2 separate regions of the Homo sapiens genome follow, and region 2 is linked to region 1. Evidence: read pairs that join two places in POLR2A ChIA-PET (ENCODE). Cell type or tissue: GM12878. All regions are shown on one strand. Each heading gives the region's core, and the rest is flanking DNA. Links, peaks and the distances in the headings are about the cores only. Region 1 overlaps IPP (intracisternal A particle-promoted polypeptide). Region 2 overlaps MAST2 (microtubule associated serine/threonine kinase 2).

The links. ChIA-PET counts read pairs that join two places held together with the same protein. Peaks named below come from ENCODE experiments on the same cell type or tissue, not always from the same donor. Only the 100,000 strongest peaks of a DNase experiment are listed, where the experiment ranks them.
Region 2: POLR2A ChIA-PET joins it to region 1 with 8 read pairs; 2 of 35 experiments call an interaction of 5 or more read pairs at or near these places.

Annotation. Positions count from the first base shown.
Region 1 is chr1:45,732,692-45,738,076 of GRCh38, forward strand. All of the region lies in intron 3 of IPP (intracisternal A particle-promoted polypeptide), which reads right to left. Among named protein-coding and RNA genes, the nearest start is that of IPP, 15 kb to the right of the region's middle. In GM12878, for the core only: no CTCF peak of the experiment used is centred there; a DNase peak (open chromatin) is centred at 3,071.
Region 2 is chr1:45,837,667-45,843,051 of GRCh38, forward strand. All of the region lies in intron 3 of MAST2 (microtubule associated serine/threonine kinase 2), which reads left to right. Among named protein-coding and RNA genes, the nearest start is that of MAST2, 37 kb to the left of the region's middle. RefSeq lists an enhancer at 1,161-1,662. In GM12878, for the core only: no CTCF peak of the experiment used is centred there; DNase peaks (open chromatin) are centred at 3,085 and 3,311; H3K4me3 peaks cover 517 bases; H3K27ac peaks cover 1,598 bases.

The DNA.
Region 1 (5,385 bases), core at 71-5,070:
AGTCTAGCTCTGTCGCCCAGGCTGGAGTGCAGTGGTGCGATCTCAGCTCCCTGAAAGCTCCACCTCCTGGGTTCACACCATTCTCCTGCCTCAGCCTTCCGAGTAGCTAGGACTACAGGCACCCACCCCCACGCCTGGCTAATTTTTGTATTTATAGTAGAGACAGGGTTTCACTGTGTTAGCCAGAATGGTCTCAATCTCCTGACCTCGTGATCTGCCTGCCTCAGCCTCCCAAAGTGCTGGGATTACAGGTGTGAGCCACCGTGCCCGGCCTTGAAACATTTAAAGTATTTAGAAATTTCACATAAGAAAATTTCCCCAAAATGAAGGAAAAACTAAAATTTCAAAGAGAAAAGATATATGGCAGTCTAATGAAAAAATGATCAACTTCAAAACAAATCAAGAATAATGAAAGAGAATTCCTTAGATATTCAATCAGAAAAATCAAGTCATGGCCAGGTGCAGCGGCTCACGCCTGTAATCCCAGCACTTTGGGAGGCCGAGGTGGGCAGATCACAAGGTCAGGAGTTCGAGAACAGCCTGGCCAATATGGTGAAACCCCATCTCTACTAAAAATACAAAAATTAGCCGGGCATAGTGGTGCACGCCTGTAGTCCCCAGCTACTCAGAAGGCTGAGGCAGAAGAATTGCTTGAACCCAGCAGGCAGAAGTTGCAGTGAGCTGAGATCACACCACTGACTCCAGCCTGGGTGACAAAGTAAGACTTCATCTCAAAAAAACATAAATAAATAAATAAATAAATAAATAAGCAAGTCATTAAAAAAAAAAACCCCAAAATCCAAACTATGCCTTACAAAATTTGAGGAGAGGAGACATAGGAGAATCATTATAATTAAAGAATATTGGCCAGGCATGGTGGCTCACGCCTGAGCACTTTGGGAGGCCGAGGCAGACGGATCACCTGAGGTCAGGAGTTCAAAACCAGCCTGGCCAATATGGCGAAACCCCGTCTCTACTAAAAATACAAAAATTAGTCGGGTGTGGCGGTGGGCATCTGTAATCCCAGCTACTCGGGAGGCTGAGGCAGGAGAATCGATTGAACCTGGGAGGCGGAGGTTGTAGTGAGCCGAGATCACGCCATTGCATTCCAGCCTGGGAGACAGAGTAAGACTCCGTCTCAAAAAAAAAAAACAGTATTATGCCCACCCAAATTGGTGTGAAATTTAAAAAGCAACACATAGAAATTCTCAAATATGAAGGAATTCAGGAAACACAGTAATCATGAGGCTTTCTTTAAAAAAGCACTTGATGATGAAATCCAGCCAACCAAAACAATGCATATTAAAAAAAATCATCAATGAAAAGACCATGGTCAAAAAGCTGGTAGAGAACATCAAATCCATTTAAATTCAAAACTAAAAGGACAGAGCTAGGGGAATCATGACTACAAATATATATATAAATAAGGGCTATACACCTTGACACAAAAAAAGGAGTGGAAAGAAAAATAAAAATGCTAATTACCTAATTTTTCTTAGCAAAAAGTTGATACTGTTTAAAATTGAAATACAATTTGAAACTATGATTCTTTTAATGATTTTCATCTTTTGTCCTTAATTCTACATGAACCTTTTAGAATAAATATTTCTTGGGACAAGGGAACATAAATCTGAAATTAGTTATTACTTCAGTTTCTTCTTTTGTTAACTTATAGCAAGATTTAGGTAAATTTTTTGTATTATAAATAATATGTATAAAATTATTTTTATTTTTATTCTTTTCTTCCTTATTTTTTTTTCTTTGAGACAAGAGTCTTGCTCTGTTGCTCAGGCTGGAGTGCACTGGCACAGTCATAGCACACTGCAGCCTCAAACTCCTGAGCTCAAGTGATCCTCCCCCATCGGCCTCCCACCAAGTAGCTGGGACTACTAGTAGGCACCACCATGCCAGGGTAATTTTAAATTATTTACTTATTTATTTATTTAGATACAGAATCTCACTCTATCGCCCAGGCTGGAGCGCAGTGGTGAGATCTCGGCTCACTGCAACCTCTGCCTCCTGGGTTCAAGCAATTCTCCTGCCTCAGCTTCCTGAGTGGCTGGGAATACAGACATGCACCACCACACCTGGCTATTTTTTTTTCTTTGAGACAGAGTCCTGCTCTGTTGCCAGGTGGGAGTGCAGTGGCACAAACTCAGCTCATACCAACCTCCACCTCCCAGGTTCAAGCAATTCTCCTGCCTCAGCCTCCCAAGTAGCTGGGACTACAGGTGTGTGCCACCACACCCAGCTAATTTTTATATTTTTAGTAGAGACAGGATTTCACCATGTTGGCCAGGCTGGTCTAGAACTCCTGACCTCAGGTGATCTGCCTGCCTTGGCCTCCCAAAGTGCTGGGATTACAGGCGTGAGCCACTGTGCCCAGCCTAATTTTATTTGCTTTTATTTTGAGATGGAGTCTTGCTTTGTAACCCAGGCTCCAGTGCAGTGGTGCGATCTCAGCTCACTGTAACCTCAACCTCCTGGGTTCAAGTGATTCTCCTGCCTCAGCCTCCAGAGTAGCAGGGACTACAGGCACATGCCACCACGCCCAGCTAATTTTTGTATTTTTAGTAGAGACAGAGTTTCACCATATTGGCCAGGCTGGTCTCGAACTCCTGACCTCAAGGGATCCACCTGCCTCTGCCTCCCAAAGTGCTGGGATTAAAGGCATGAGACACCACACCCAGCAACTAATTTTAAATGTTGTTTTTGTAGAAACAAGGTCTTGCTTTATTTTTTATCTTATTTTATTTTTTATTGATTTAATTTTGCTTTTTTTTTTTTTTTTTTTTTTTTGAGACAGGGTCTCATTCTCTAACCCAGGCTGGAGTGAAGTGGCATGATCACAGCTCACTGCAGCCTCGACCTCCTTGGCTCAATTGATCCTCCTAGCTGGGACTATATGCAAGCACCACCAGACCTGGCTATTTTTTTTTTTTTTTTTTTTTTTTTGTGAGATAGAGTCTTGCTCTGTCGCCAGGCTGGAGTGCAGTGGTGCGATCTTGGCTCACTGCCACCTCCGCCTCCTCGGTTCAAGCAATTCTCCTGCCTCAGCCTCTCGAGTAGCTGGGACTACAGATGCGTGACACCACACCAGGCCACGCCTGGCTAATTTTTAAAAAAAATTTTTTTGTAGGCCAGGCGCGGTGTCTCACGCCTGTAATCCCAGCACTTTGGGAGGCCAAGGAGGGTGGATCATGAGGTCAGGAGATCAAGACCATCCTGGCTAACATGGTGAAACCCTGTCTCTACTAAAAATACAAAAAATTATCCGGGCGTGGTGGCACAGGCCTGCAGTCCCAGCTACTGGGGAGGCTGAGGCAGGAGAATCACTTGAACCCAGGAGGCGGAGGTTGCAGTGAGCCGAAATCACACCACTGCGTTCTAGCTTCAGTGACAGAGCGAGACTCCATCTCAAAAAAAAAAAAAAAAATTTTTTTTTGTAGAGACAGGGTCTCACTATGTTCAGCCCAGGCTAGTCTCAAACTCCTGGTCTCAAGTGATCATCCCGCCTTGGCCTCCCAAAGTGTTGGAATTACAGTTGTGACCACCACGCCGAGCCTATTGTTGTTTTTATATTTCTGTATTACCTAAACTTTTTATAATAAGCATATTCCATTTAAAGATAAGTAAAATCATTCTCTAAAATATAAGAAACAGACATATAATCAAATATCTAATAATATTAAATTGCCTAAATTATTTCAGTTGTAAGTACAATAATATATATACTATGGAAAAAAATCTACGCATTTCATGTAATATAACTTAACCATTTAAGATTTTGCTCCCTCTGAATTTTATAGTCTCATTTTTCTACACAAGTTGCTTATATTTTCTCCAATATGATCAAAGAGGAAAAGTTTCAAAGTTGAAAAATATTATGGTTGCCTTAAAAAAAAATCAATTTACTTCTCCCTTGATCGTTGCAGTATTTTCCTTCACTGAAATACCACTAGATGATAACTACTGGGCATGCTTAAAAAACACTTCGGGACTTGAATTAGACACTCTCACTGTGTCTAATTTTAAATTATAAATTATAATTTTAAAAGGCTGTAGGAGGCGGGCGCGGTGGCTCATGACTGTAATCCCAGCACTTTGGGAGGCCAAGGAGGGTGGATCAAGAGGTCAGGAGATCGAGACCATCCTGGCTAACATGGTGAAACCCCGTCTCTGCTAAAAATACAAAAAAAAAATTAGCCGGGCGTGGTGGCGGGCGCCCGTAGTCCCAGCTACACGGAAGGCTGAGGCAGGAGAACGGCATGAACCCGGGAGGCGGAGGTTGCAGTGAGCCGAGATCGCGCCACTGCACTCCAGCCTGGGCGACAGAGCGAGACTCCATCTCAAAAAAAAAAAAAAAAAAGAAAAAGCTGTAGGAAAACATGTCCCATTTCTAGGGGACACTGCCTTGCTCCTAGCAGAAGAAATTTCTGTTAGTACTCTGTGTCTGCTACACTTGGAAAAACCAACTCAGTCATGAAAGCTTTTGTCCCACTCCTAAATTCTCACCTGATTCATGCCAATGTGTGTCTGGATAATTTCTCTCCCTTGTTTAAACATTTAAATAGTGTATTCCTATACACAATTAAATAAGGAATAAGATGTATTCCTTATTTGTGAATATACCTACTTGCTAAAATGTATTTGTAACCCCAAAATTAATATAGTAGTCCCCTTATCTGCAGTTTTACTTTCCATGATTTCAATTACCCATTAATATTTCCAAAATATTAAGTGGAAATTCCAGAAATAAACAATTCTTTTTTTTTTTTTTTTTTTTTGAGACAGGGTCTGGCTCTGCCACCCAGGCTAGAGTACGGTGGTACAATCTTGGCTCACTGCAGCCTCAGCTTCCTGGGTTCAAGTGACCTTCCCACCTCAGCCCCATGAATAGCTGGGTCTACAAGCACATGCCACCATCCCCAGCCAATTTTTCTATTTTTTGTAGACACAGGTTTCACCATGTTGCCCAGGCTGGTCTTGAACTCCTAGGCTCAAGTGATCTGCCCACCTCATCCTCCCAAAGTGCGGGGATTACAGGCATGAGCCACCGTGCCTGGCCCAGAAATACACAGTTCTTAAGTTTTACATTAGTTTTGATTAACAGCCTAACACTGTAACACAATGCCTAGGTCATTCACCTCATTTCATCTTATCACATAGGTACTTTATCATCTCATATCATCACCAGAAGGGTAAGGACAGTATAATAAGATATTTTAAGATAAAGTACATCCACATAACTTTTATTACAAATATGAACATAATTGTTCTACTTTATTATTAGCTATTATTAATCTCTTACTGTCTCTAATTTATAAATTAAACTTTATCATAGGTATGTATTTATAGGAAAAAACATAATGTACATTAGGTTCA
Region 2 (5,385 bases), core at 256-5,255, 110 kb after region 1:
TACCAGTGTAAATTTATCTTTATAAGAAACTGCCAACCTGTTTTCTAAAGTGGCTATACCATTTTTGCATTTCCACCAGCAGTTGCTCCACATCTTATCAGTACTAGGTATTATCATATATTTTTTTTTGAGATGGAGTTTCACTCTTGTTGCCCAGGCTAAAGTGCCGTGGCACAATCTCGGCTCATTGCAACTTCCACCTCCCGGGTTCAAGCCATTCTCCTCCCTCAGCCTCTCAAGTAGCTGAAATTACAGGCGCACGCCACCACGCCCAGCTGATTTTCGTATTTTTAGTAGAGGTGGGGTTTCGCCGTGTTGGTCAAGCTTGTCTCGAACTCCTGACCTCAGGGGATCCACCCGCCTCAGCCTCCCAAAGTGCTGGGATTACAGGTGTGAGCCACCGCACCCGGCTATCATTTTTTAAATTTTAGCCATACTAGTGGATGTGTGGGAGTTTCTCATTGTGGTTTTAATTTTAATTTGCATTTCTCTAATGACTAATGAGATTGAACATATTTTTATGTGCTTATTTGCCAATTATATATATTCTTTTTTTTTTTTTTTTTTTTTTGAGATGGAGTCTCGGTCTGTTGCCCACGCTGGAGCGCAGTGGCATGATCTTGGCTCACTGCAACCTCCGCCTCCTGGGTTCAAGCACTTCTTTTGCCTTACCCTCCTGAGTAGCTGGGATTACAGGCATGCACCACCATGCCTGGCTAATTTTCTCTGTATTTTTAATAGAGACGGGGTTTTGCCATGTTGGCCAGGCTCTTCTTGAACTCCTGACCTCAGGTGATCCACCCGCCTAGGCTTTCCAAAGTGCTGGGATTACAGGTGTCAGCCAATGCGCCCAGTCAGCTATTTTTATATATATACATTCTATGATCAAATGTCTGTTCAAAACTTTTGTCTATTTAAAAAAAAATTTTTTTTGTCTTATTGAGTTTCAGGAATCTTCGTATATTCTGAATACAAGTTATATATCAAATATATGCCTTCTAAACATATTCTCCCTGTCTGTGACTTACATTTTCATTTTCTTATCAGTTTTACACAAATATTTATATACGAAAAATGTGGAAATCAGTTGTATCCCTCTATACTAACAATGAGTAATTAGAAATCAAAACTTAAAAATCAGGACTGTTTGCAATAGTTTAAAATATGAACTACTTGAAGATAAATTCCAGAAACCATTTTGGAAGACCAGTACATTGAAAACTACAAAACATTACTGAGACAAATTAAAGAAGACCTAAATGAATGGAGAGATACAACATTTTTGTGTATTGGAAGACTCATATCTTTTCTTTTTTTTTTCCTTTGAGACAGGGTCTCACTCTGTCATCCAGGCTGGAGTATAGGGGTGTGATCTTGGCTCACTGCGACCTCCGCCTCCTGGGCTCCAGTGATCCTCCCATGTCAGCCTCCCAAGTGGCTGGGACTACAGGCACCATCACAAATTTTTTTTTTTTTTTTTGAGACGGAGTCTCGCTCTGTTTGCCAGGCTAGAGTGCAATGGCATGGTCTCAGCTCACTGCGACCTCCGCCTCCCGGGTTCAAGTGATTCTGCTGCCTCAGCCTCCCCAGTAGCTGGGATTACAGGTGCCTGCCACCATGCCTGGCTAGTTTTTGGTATTTTTAGTAGGGATGGGGTTTCACCATGTTGGCCAGGCTGGTCTCAAACTCCTGACCTCGTGATCTGCCCGCCTCAGCCTCCCAAAGTGCTGAGATCACAGGCGTGAGCCACCACGCCCAGCAACATCTGGCTGATTTTTGTATTTTTTGTAGAGATGGGGTTTCGCCATGTTGCCCAGGCTGGTCTTGGACTCCTGTACTCAAGCAATCCTCCTGCCCTGGCCTCCCGAAATGCTGGCTTACAGGCATGAACCACCTGGTGCCCAGTCTAGGAAGACTCATATCATGAAGATGTAAATTTTCTCCATTAAGCTATAGATTTAATGCAGTCCCGATCAAAACCCAGGTAGTATTTTTCAGAAAATATCAAGCTGATTTCAAATGTGTATTGAAATGTAAAGGACCTAGAATAACCAAAACAATATTAAAAAGAAGACCAAAGTTAGAGGAATCAAACTTATTTTATGACTTTGTATAAAGGAACAGTAATCGGGTCAGTGTGATTATTGGTATAAGGATAGATATATAGATCACTGGAACCAAATAGACAAATTTGCCAAGGCAATTTAATGGGGGAAAAGGTAGTCTTCATAACAAATGGTGTTGAAACAATTCACACAAAAATATCAACCTCTATACTTACCTCATGCTGTACAAAAATTAACTTGAAGTGGGTAATTGAACAAATGTAAGAGCTTAAATCATAAAATGTGTAGAGGAAAACGAGAAAATTTTTGTGATTTTAGGTGGGGCAAAGGTTTCTTGGAGTAAAAAAAGCTTAACCTATAAAAGGAAAAAAATTGGCTTTTATCAGAAAGAAAAATTTTTGCTCTTCAGTATTTATTTTTAATGGAATGAAGACAAATTGAAGTGTATCTACAAGGGGGTGGAATGATGAGTAAAACTTGTGTTAAAGAGTTATTAACAGATTTTGTTGTCTGTTTGGATTTTAATACATATCACTACCTTCTACCTTTGGAGGTAGAAATCTAGAAGTCATAATGAATGTTCTTTGCATGCAACTCCTGTGGGTTTACCCGTTAATTTATACTTTTTTCATTTCTACTCAAGAAAATATATTTGAATGAAATCATTGTGAATGCCTTCTACTTTACAAAAGTAAATACAAACTCAGGCTGTACACCTGTGTTCCACATCCTACTCCTGCCACTTAGTAATCATATGACCCTCTACAAGTCACTGAACCTCTTTAAGCCTCTGTTTTCTCATCTTTAAAATCAAAATAATATTAAGACTTCGCTCATGCAGTTTTTAGGATGAAATGAGACAATCCATTTAAAATAGCATAGTGCCAGATTTATAGTTAAATTTAGAGGCAGCCAAAAGCTACCTCCCTACATAGTGAACTATAACCTAATTTAATATATAAACTACCTGCAACCTAACCTAAGAGTATACTCTTGTAACAAGTAGCTGAGCCTCAGTCAAGCATAGCAGCCAAGTTTTCAGCCAGTCATATAGGCTGAATATTGCCAAAGCATGTTCAAATAAGGCAAACACCTGAACTGCAGCCCATCAGGCTACTTCTGTATGTCATTTCTGTTTCTCTGGCTATAAATATAGCCTACATGCATTGGGGGATGGAACATTCTGAACTGCATTTGGTACTGGATGCTAACTGGTTCATTAATCTCTATTTTTTTGAGACAGGGACTTGCTTAGTCACCCAGGGTGGAGTGCAGTGACATGGCTCACTGCAGTCTGGACCTCTTGGGCTTGAGTGATGCTTCTGCCTCAGGCTGCTCCCTTCCCCACCTTTCCCGGAAGCTGGGACCACAGTTTTCATTTCCTTATTATTTGTAATGGGGGTTGGGGGTGGGGGCTCCCTGTGCTGCCCAGGCTGGTCTCAAACTTCTGGGCTCAACCAATCCTCCAGTCTCCACCTCTGCCTCCCAGAGTGCTGGAATTACAGGGGTGAGCCACCGCACCTGGCAAATCTGTTTTTTGTTCAATTAAGTCATTAAATTTAACTTGTCTCAGGTTTGTCATTTAACAATATGAACAAAATGTATATATTTTTTTCTTTTTATGCCTCGGTACTTCAAATAGTTATTAGTAGCTGTGATACAGTAAGAAATATTGTGTATATTTCTTACCGTATAAAGAAATATATACATATATATATTTCTTCTGTATATATATATAATTACTGTGATACAGTAAGAAATACATGTATTCCTTATATATGTAGCTGGGACCACAGGTGGATGCCACCATGCCTGGCTAATTTTTTGACTTTTTTGTAGAGACAGGATTTCGCCATGTTGTGCGGGCTAGTCTCTGCTGGGCAAGGTGTCAGAACCCGGCAGTGGAGAGTGGTTGGCTCACTGGTGGTAAAAGAATTTACTGACAGCAGTATAGGTTTAGAAAGGAAAGTTTTATTAGATAGAATGCTGCAGCAGAGTGCAGTACAGTGCTTCATTCAGCAAAAAGGACTGAGTGTGTTGCGGTGGATTTTCCTTAGGGGTATTTATGGACTTTAAAGCAGGACCTTAGGGTAATTTGGACCATATTAGTTATGTAGGTCATGGTAAATTATTACATTTGTAGACTTTGGGTGCCTTGATGTTAGCAAGGGTTGCAAAATAAGTTTTGACATTCATGCATTCTGGAGATGTATAGAAATTCTAGTTACTTATAAATTTTTGGGAAAGAAGCCTGGTACCAGATGCTGGCTTTAGATAATAGAGAAGTCTAATTACTTTTCAATTTTTCAGATAAGGAGTTTTGTCTTCGGATGGTCTGCTTGATTGCCACTAGGTGATCGTTGTATTCTTCTGTGTCGAACTCCCAGGCTCAAGTGATCCACCCGCTTTGGCCTCCCTAAGTACTGGGATTATAGGAATGAGCCACTGTACCTGGCTGTTACTTTTATCTGAAATTGAGAATACAGGAAAAGGAACAGGTTTGGGGGAGAAAATTAATGAGTTTGATTCTCAGATGATGACAGGTAATCTGGTGTACATATCCTTTTAAAAATATTGATATGAAATTTACATAACAAAATCAACCATTTTAAAGTGAACAATTCAGTGGCATTTAGTACTGGCAGATTTGTTTTTCACAATACAACTGCCACCTCTATCTAGCTGCAAAACCTGCCTGTTACTTTAGATTTAAACCTCTTATCCATTAAGCCCTTTCTCCCCACTCCCCTTCCATGCAATCTGCATTTTGTCTCTATGGATTTCTCTATTCTGGATATTTTATATAAATAATATTATACATATGTGACCTTCTGTATCTGGTTTATTTCATTTAGCATAATGTTTGGATGTTCATCCACATTCTAGCATATATTGGTACTTTATTCCTTCTTTTGGTTGAATAATATCTCGTTGTATGTGTCCAACACAACTTTTTATCCATTGATGGACACTGGGCTGTTTCCACCTTTTGGATACTGTGAATAGTGCTGCTATGAACTATATGTATACATGTACTTGAGTACCTGTCTTCAGTTCTTTTGGGGATATACCTGGGGTGGAATCACAAAGAAATACGGTAATTCAACTTTTTGAGGAATAACCAAACTGTTTTCTGTAATAGCTTACCATTTTACAGTTCCACTAGCAATGTACTGAAGGTTTCAGTTTCTCTATATCTTTGTCAACTTGTTATATTCCATTTAAAAAATTATTGTTTAGTTATACTATCCTGGTGAGTATGAAGTGGTACCTCATTGTGGTTTTGATTTGTAGTTCTGTAATGACTAATGATGTTGAG